3 separate regions of the Homo sapiens genome follow, and regions 2 and 3 are each linked to region 1. The links are chromatin loops, found by intact Hi-C in ENCODE. Cell type or tissue: IMR-90. All regions are shown on one strand.

Region 1 (2,500 bases):
TACTTATCTTTTAACAAAAGATTCCTTTTCATTATTTCTCATGGATCCTACTGATGAAAATAAAGATAAGCATATATTCAAGGAAATGCATTTCTACATCATTATCTGAGGACAATATTGGTGATGTCCCCTGGGTATTCAGGTTTTAAATGAGCCAGTTCAACAGTATCTTGATACATTTCCTGATGTGTCTCACACTCTTTTTCTTATATGCAAATTTTTCTATCTAGATTATATGCAAGTAAAGTTTAAATTCTATATTATTTCTGTGACGGAAAGTTATTGATCTTATAGCTATCATGTTGCTATCAGACAAATGTCCAATTCTAATTTATCTGTTAAGTTTATTTTAATTTTGCACTGTAAGCATCTGTGTCACACTAAAATTGTTTAAAGAAGTGTTTATGCAGGCTGTTTAAGAGGCAATGTGGAAAGAATAGTGACCAAGACAGAAAATTCTCTTGTATTTGAAGCTCTGTCCCAGAACTTGTAGCTGCTTGGCACTGGGCAAGTTACCGCTTCTCTCCGTTTCCCAGTAACTTCATCCAATACTTCAAAGGCTGTTGTGGGAATAATTGAGTTAATATATGCAAAGTACTTAAACAGCGCCTAAAACCATTAGAATGACACAAGTACCTGATGTTATTATGTAATTTCGCAAGTCTACATTTGAAATTTAAATACTGTCTTTATGTAGGATCTAATTACTTACAAGCGTCCCTTTGGCTGTGTCCTGTGAAATTTCATTTTTAAAACCTCTGATGGTAACAAAATTGCTTTGAATAATCTCTCTTAAATATTCTGGTATCTGTAAGGATCCACATTTCCAAAGACATTTTTAATTCAAAATGCTTCCTACCTTCAGAAGAATACCAGATTTTCTAGAAATTTTAAAAGTAAGATTCTGAATTCAAGGTCTGTATCTGCAACATGCCAATGGGAAGCTAGAGAGTAGTTAGTGTTCCCTGCAGAGTGACAGCACTTCCAATATTCACTCATGAGTCTCTTCTAAATTACCACTGAAACGTGCAGCTGAGGATCACATGCATGTCTGACCACTGAGCTGGAATATATAAGATGATATTTGAATTTGCTTTTCTGGGATTGAAAGGATAATACACCAGCGCCACCTAGTTGTCCAGATACAATGTGCTACTTATTTATTCTTGAAAGGAATTATGCTCTTACAAGTAGAAATGTAAAATTTTAATTTTTTTTACCATTGACATAGGCCCTGTATTTATTTTAACAAATTCTCATTTCTGCAAGTGATACAAGTGATAAATTCAAGGTTCCATTTAAGGTAAATATTCCTCATGTTTATTTTATTTATACAAGAGGATTGGCAAACCTCAGATACTAATCTTCATTAATTTGCTTTAATTTTGCTGTAAAAATATCTGAATTACTTAACACACCTGCCACATCAGCATATATCAGTTGTATATTACTGTGTGTCCCAGTATCTTAAGCGTCACATAGCAGAGCATATTCTTTCTATTAAAATTAAGATTGTATATGGGATATTCTGGAGGTGAAATACATTTTTTCACACACTGCATAAGAATTAAATGTTAATTCTGTAATAAGGTACACACGCAGTTAATGGTCTCTATTTTTTACTCAGCCTGAGCAATGTGCGGAGGTGGCTGAAGCCCCTTCAGTAAAATAATCGCGATGTGTATTTGACATAGCTGGTTCTGGAAGGCAGGAAGTTCTGCCAGGTCTCGGCTGGAATCAAACACCTAAGGACACAGACCTGAGATTGCTCTGCAGCCAGACGGAGCTGGAGTCAGGAACTCAGAGGGAAGAGAGATGCTTCAGGCAGTGAGGCCCAAGGCAACAAATGACTCCAATGTTTAGACAAGTTCTGGGAAGAAAAGAAACTGTACGTGCAAGCTACGCATCTGTCAGTAAGCCCTCATCTATGTGTTACTGCATGTTCAGACAATTTCAGGATACAGAACCTGAAAATCATATAACTGCTGAGTCATCGTCCTGTCTACTCACCATGACAGAGTCCTCCCAAATGGAAACTGGTTGCCAGCCCCCCACTCTTCCTTTTTCTAATAAAGCAGCTGATACATTATTGTCCCCACTGGGCTCAGTCACTAGCTAAACATGCTGCTGTGGGAATAGTTTTGGGGATAAGATACACAAAACATACAACAGGATGGGGCAAAGAATTAGAGAAACATCAACTTGGAAAGAAGGATGTGACAATTCCCTCTTCTCTTGGGAAAGTGAAAGTGAAAGCTTTTCCACATAGCAGAGAGAGAGAGTGGTTCACACTGTGTCCTGCATCCCTGTGACCTTTTATCTCACCATTGCTTGTTATATCACCCAGATTGTCACCTCACGGGGAGATCCTTGGGACCTGCAGCCTCATCCCTTCTGCTTCCTTCTGACCTAGGAGTCACCTCACGTGTTGGACTGTGGCTGAACTTCAGTGCCCAGTCCTCAGCAGCGGCAGATCTCAGCTCCTGCAACATTTGTTCCA
Region 2 (2,500 bases), 120 kb before region 1:
TCGAAAAATTCTCAAACTAAAATACTGTCCCTATTATCAATCCTGGAGTATTTAAAGAGACTATTTAAATTCTTTACCTTTCAATTTACTTTCTTCAATGACTAGTATTTACTCCCAGAGAAAGTTCAAGTTTACGGATAACATCAATTTATTTATGACACAATAAATCTTTTAAATCTGATAAAAATTACAACGTTATAAAGTATATTAAGTTCCTCTAACAGATGACTTAACTTCTACACTTTCTGACATTTTCCGCAATAACATTTTATTTTAAATGCCAACCATACATAAATTCAATCTCGTCACAGACATAGAGATGTTCAAAAGTTCTCAATTTTAGACAGGGGTGGGGGATTGGAAGGAAGCAGGCCAGAGAGAGAGAAAGAGAGAATAACTTTAAAAGTCTGTATCTGAAAATGCCTCAAAATGTTCATCCCTGCTGTAACTTAAAAAAAAAGAAACAGCCTGAAATGTGGCAATAAATTATGCAATGCTTCATAAATTTTGAATTGCCGATTGTAACTGTGGCATAATGTTTCAGAACAATGTCATAGAGAAAGAAACTTCTAATACCGCTTCTTCCTGTGTTTGCAATATAATTTCTCTACTTTTAAAGAAAAAGGATACCACAAATTTAAATTAAACCAATCTATCAATATTTTAGGGTGAGATGATTCCTGAGATAGTCAAATAAACACATTCACCTCTGACTTCATAAAGTTTAGGGGTCCCCAAAATTAATTCATTTTAAGAGCTATAAGACCTTATATCAAGTTCTGATATGTAACAGAACAGAATCAGTTATATACTATTTTTAACTACTATAACATTGCTGATGTTTTGGACATACACAGTTCATAAATGAGCCATTTTTAATTAATTTCAGTTTTCAATATTATCTATATAAAATAATGTTTAAGATACTTTGTCTTAAAAATGTAGATGATTACAAAATACAGAACCAACTTAACAGCTGGCTTCTTTCTGAGAGCATGTTTATTTTTAAGACTGCTTTTTGACAATGTGTACAGTTTCTCGTACTCATATTCATTACTTTTTAGATGAATTGCTAGAATAGATCTCTATTTCTATTCTCTTTTTTCCCTGCTGGGGGCAATGTCCCTCCATTACTATTTAGGAAATGACTAGAAAGTACTTACAGGGAAACAGAACGTTCTTTTAAGCAACAGTCTCAGTCACTAAAGTGAAATGAGGGCAGTATGCCAAATATACGTCCTAATAAAACATTTTAACAATTGCGAATGCATAAAGTTTTATAGCGTATTTCTACAGTCTGCATAGTAAATTTTTTAAAATGATGCAATAATGAATAGAAATGAATTCTTTTTCCCACCTGCACAATAATTTTATATAGGAAGTGTTTATTACTAGAATTCTTAGAGTCCCCTAAAACTAGCTATACATTTTCTTTTTGGTACTTCTTATATCATAATTCATAAGTTGAAAAGATATAAGACAAGAAATGAATAACTGTAAAACTAGATCCATGTATTTTCTTTTTGGTACTCCTTATATGATAACCCATAAGTTGAAGAGATATAAGACAAGAAATGAGTAACAGATTGGAAAGAATAATCTTATTTAGCTACAAAATTATGATAATGTATGTAGTCACATTCTTATTTCATAAGTTGAAATTAGTACTTTGTTAAATTCAGTTGTATTCCTTTAAAATTCATTTTGAAATGTTCATAGTTATTCAAGAACTACGTACAGTGATAAAAGTGCAATCTATTTTTTAAATCTATGCCAAGAAAATTATAAAAAGTTATGATAAAATGCATTTCTTATTTGATATACCTGAAGTATTTTAACTTTGTTCGCATTTAATTTTGTATACAGAAACAACCATTAAACTCTTACTGTAGAATCATTAAATACACACACACAACTAAACACAGAGAAAAGTGGCAGAGCGCCGTGCCTCACAATTTCCAAAACCTCAATTAGCTGGAATTCAAACAACAAGAAGAATATTTTCTTTTTATCCATTAGTTCTTCCCCGACAATTTTGGCCTGGGGTTGTCTCTCTTCTTTTTGACCCACAAAAACATGAATTTCTGGAATTACGTATATGATCAATTGTAGTCCACCCTGTATTCCCATTCCTTCTGTTCATATTTGTCCTTAAACACATCTGTGATATATTCAGTTATTTTTCTTATTTTTCTCCTGTGATTTCCCCAATGCTTGCAAATGTGATAGTAGACATATGTTTTAAAAATATTTTTCAACAAACAAGATATGAAACAAGGTATGAACAAATCATCATTTTCTCATGACATTTTAGTAAGCACGCATTTCATTTAACAGAATGGCTGAGCACTCCAAAGGACAAGCAATTTCTTTTACATGCATTTAATATATGACATCACCACTTTAATTTTCTTAGTACTTGGGTAGTTTCTGGTTAGGAGAGGGAGGTGACAATGAGATGGAACCATTCTAGACATGGAAATAAAGAGAATTAAAGTGT
Region 3 (2,500 bases), 700 kb before region 1:
TAAGAGAAGAGCCAAACTTTATGATTTCCAAACGCTCCTGTATGTGTCCTATTCTTACTTAGTTTCTCTTTGTTTCATGACACACTTGGAATGACTTTGGTCTTTTCTTAAGGCCACATAGGAAGTTTGTATTTTAGAGCAAGGGATCTCTGCTTATGGACAACCTCATCAAAGAGTTCAGTCCAATTCTGCTTAATTCAACAAATATTTTCCAAGTACCTAGTGTGTACATAGCACCGTGCCTATTGAACTCTGGCTGAAAGTAGCCATCTCGCGAATGTTTGCCCCTGGCCACAAGGGAGGCTAAAGTGGCCAATGAGTGGCTGAGTGTAAATGCAATACTTGTGGCCTCATGTTATCTGGTCAGTAAGTGGTATCTTTATTTCCAAGTGCAGCTCATTAACAGCACCTATTTATCTGGTGTCATTAGGAATAATTTATATTATAATGGGGTGAATAACAACCCCCCACCCCACGTGATTGTAGTTATCTTAGGCTGTCAGTTGTAAGTTCTCATGTCTCCTGAAAGGATTTATGCCTGTAGTATTTACATTACCCACATCTATTTCCCTTGAGTTTTCTGTTTGAAGTTAATCCTTCTTACTGAAGAGAATGGAAGCAAAACATGAATTGAGCAGCTCTTCCTTCTCTGTTTTCTGTTAACACTACACTGTCATCGCCCAAGAGCAGTTCTCTCATTTCCTTCTGGATTCTAGATCTAAACAGATGGGAAGGCAGACCCTTTTTCCTTGTCTGTACCATTTCTCATTCATTTTTGCTCATGCCTTTGGACATGTAGGAGAGGTACTGCTGGGGAGGAATAAGGGGAGCAGAAGCTCCACTGCACTAACAGCTGGAAGATCTGGCTTCTAATCCCCACACTGCCTTTCCCAGCAGTAGAGCATTGGGCAAGATGTTTTAACCCTTTTGAGCCTCAGTTTTTTCACCTGTGAAATGGGTTCAATAATCTCCACTGTGCCTTCCTCACAGATAGGAAAATATAAATAAAAGCTCTTTAAACATTTTAAAGTATACTAATCTTATTTATGCTACTCATATACTGTTAAATATAGACATATATTTATATCAACTATATATATGCCTGCAGATATGTGTGTGTATATACACGTGTGTGTGTGTGTATGTGTGTGTGTGTTTGGTTATCAGCCCTTCATTCCACATTTCTGCCTTTTTCTTCCTTATGAGCAGCCTCTCAGGGAAGGAACCTGAGCAGCGTGTATGCACACTTGCACTAGGGGGCAGCATTGCACAGTGGTGGAGAGTGCAGGCTTTGCAGCCAGGCTTTCTGGGATGGAATTCCACCTCCTCGGTGAAATACTTGGGAAAGTGACTTAACCTCCCTCAGCCTCACTTTCCTTATTTGTAAAATGAGGTGAATAATTCAACCTACCTCGTAGGATTGTTATGAGGATTAAATGATTTAATGCCCATAAAGCACTTCAAATTGTGACACTAGTAAGAAGGCAACAAGTCTTAGCTATTCTTAGTGTTGTTACAGAGCAAAAAGTCAATAATTTAGCTCTTCCTGTGCTTTGCGAGTCTCATTTACAAGAGAAGGTCGTAATTCTTATCTCTAAATCTCTTCAATTTTGTTCACTCGAAGACTATAGTGTCACAGCACTGTGCTAGAGGGTCTGTTTTGTAGTTATCAAGATAGAACTTATAATACTTAATTTTCTTTCTTTAGGATCAAAATAATAATTTTATGCTACTACTTGATCTGAAAGTCATTGATTATAAAGAGTCCTGTGTAGAAACTAGATAGCTTTATTTTTAAATGCCATATTGGGTGGGGTATATACCAAAAAGTAAACGTCCAATATACAAATATGTATATTAAGTATCTATTTTATAAAAATAGAAAATTTTAAATCACAGAATGTTTTCATTTGACAAAATAATTTCATTTCTGTTTTTTTTCCTAAAGGTAATCAGAGATGTATGTAAGGATTTACGCCTTACACAGAGAATTTTATCCTCCTTTAACCCCCCCTTTTAAAAAATTGTTTTAAAAAAGTAAACAATTTTTAGTACACTGTGGTACATCCATACAATGGAGTATTGTTCAGCCATTAATATATTTTTAAAGAACATTTAACAACTCAGAAGTATAAGTTTAAATGAAAGAAGAGGTAATTTACAAACTGCTTTATAGAGTAAAATGTCAAATGTGTGTACATATATTACATTAAACGAAAAAAAAGACTACAAGCAAATGTAACACAATGTAAAATACAATTTTCTTGGTGGGAGAATTATGAATGTTTCTATTATTATTTTATTCTGAAGATGAATACACACTTTCATATATACATATGTATTTATACTTGTGTTTTTCAAATTTTCATTCTATTATCCTTTTATATTAAAAAAAAAAAAAAACAAAACCTGGCTGGGCATGGTGGCTTGAGGTCAGGAGTTCGAGACCAGCCTGGCCATGGCCAAACCCCGTTTCTACTAAAAATACAAAAATTAGCCA

Evidence for each region. A loop is a pair of places that touch in the nucleus more often than their neighbours do. Peaks named below come from ENCODE experiments on the same cell type or tissue, not always from the same donor. Only the 100,000 strongest peaks of a DNase experiment are listed, where the experiment ranks them.
Region 2: a loop joins it to region 1, with 11 times the contacts of the local background. A loop is called at or near these places in 12 of 110 quality-filtered maps.
Region 3: a loop joins it to region 1, with 27 times the contacts of the local background. A loop is called at or near these places in 14 of 110 quality-filtered maps.

The regions. Positions count from the first base shown.
Region 1 is chr4:180,827,244-180,829,743 of GRCh38, reverse strand. No RefSeq gene overlaps it. Among named protein-coding and RNA genes, the nearest start is that of LINC00290, 330 kb to the left of the region's middle. RefSeq lists an enhancer at 1,396-2,500. In IMR-90, a CTCF peak has its summit at 1,131; DNase peaks (open chromatin) are centred at 1,103 and 1,903; H3K4me3 peaks cover 684 bases; H3K27ac peaks cover 900 bases.
Region 2 is chr4:180,946,299-180,948,798 of GRCh38, reverse strand. No RefSeq gene overlaps it. Among named protein-coding and RNA genes, the nearest start is that of LINC00290, 210 kb to the left of the region's middle. In IMR-90, a CTCF peak has its summit at 1,128; no DNase peak of the experiment used is centred here.
Region 3 is chr4:181,527,529-181,530,028 of GRCh38, reverse strand. It overlaps a transcript of TENM3 not described here. Among named protein-coding and RNA genes, the nearest start is that of LINC02500, 260 kb to the right of the region's middle. In IMR-90, a CTCF peak has its summit at 1,260 (motif pointing right); a DNase peak (open chromatin) is centred at 1,258.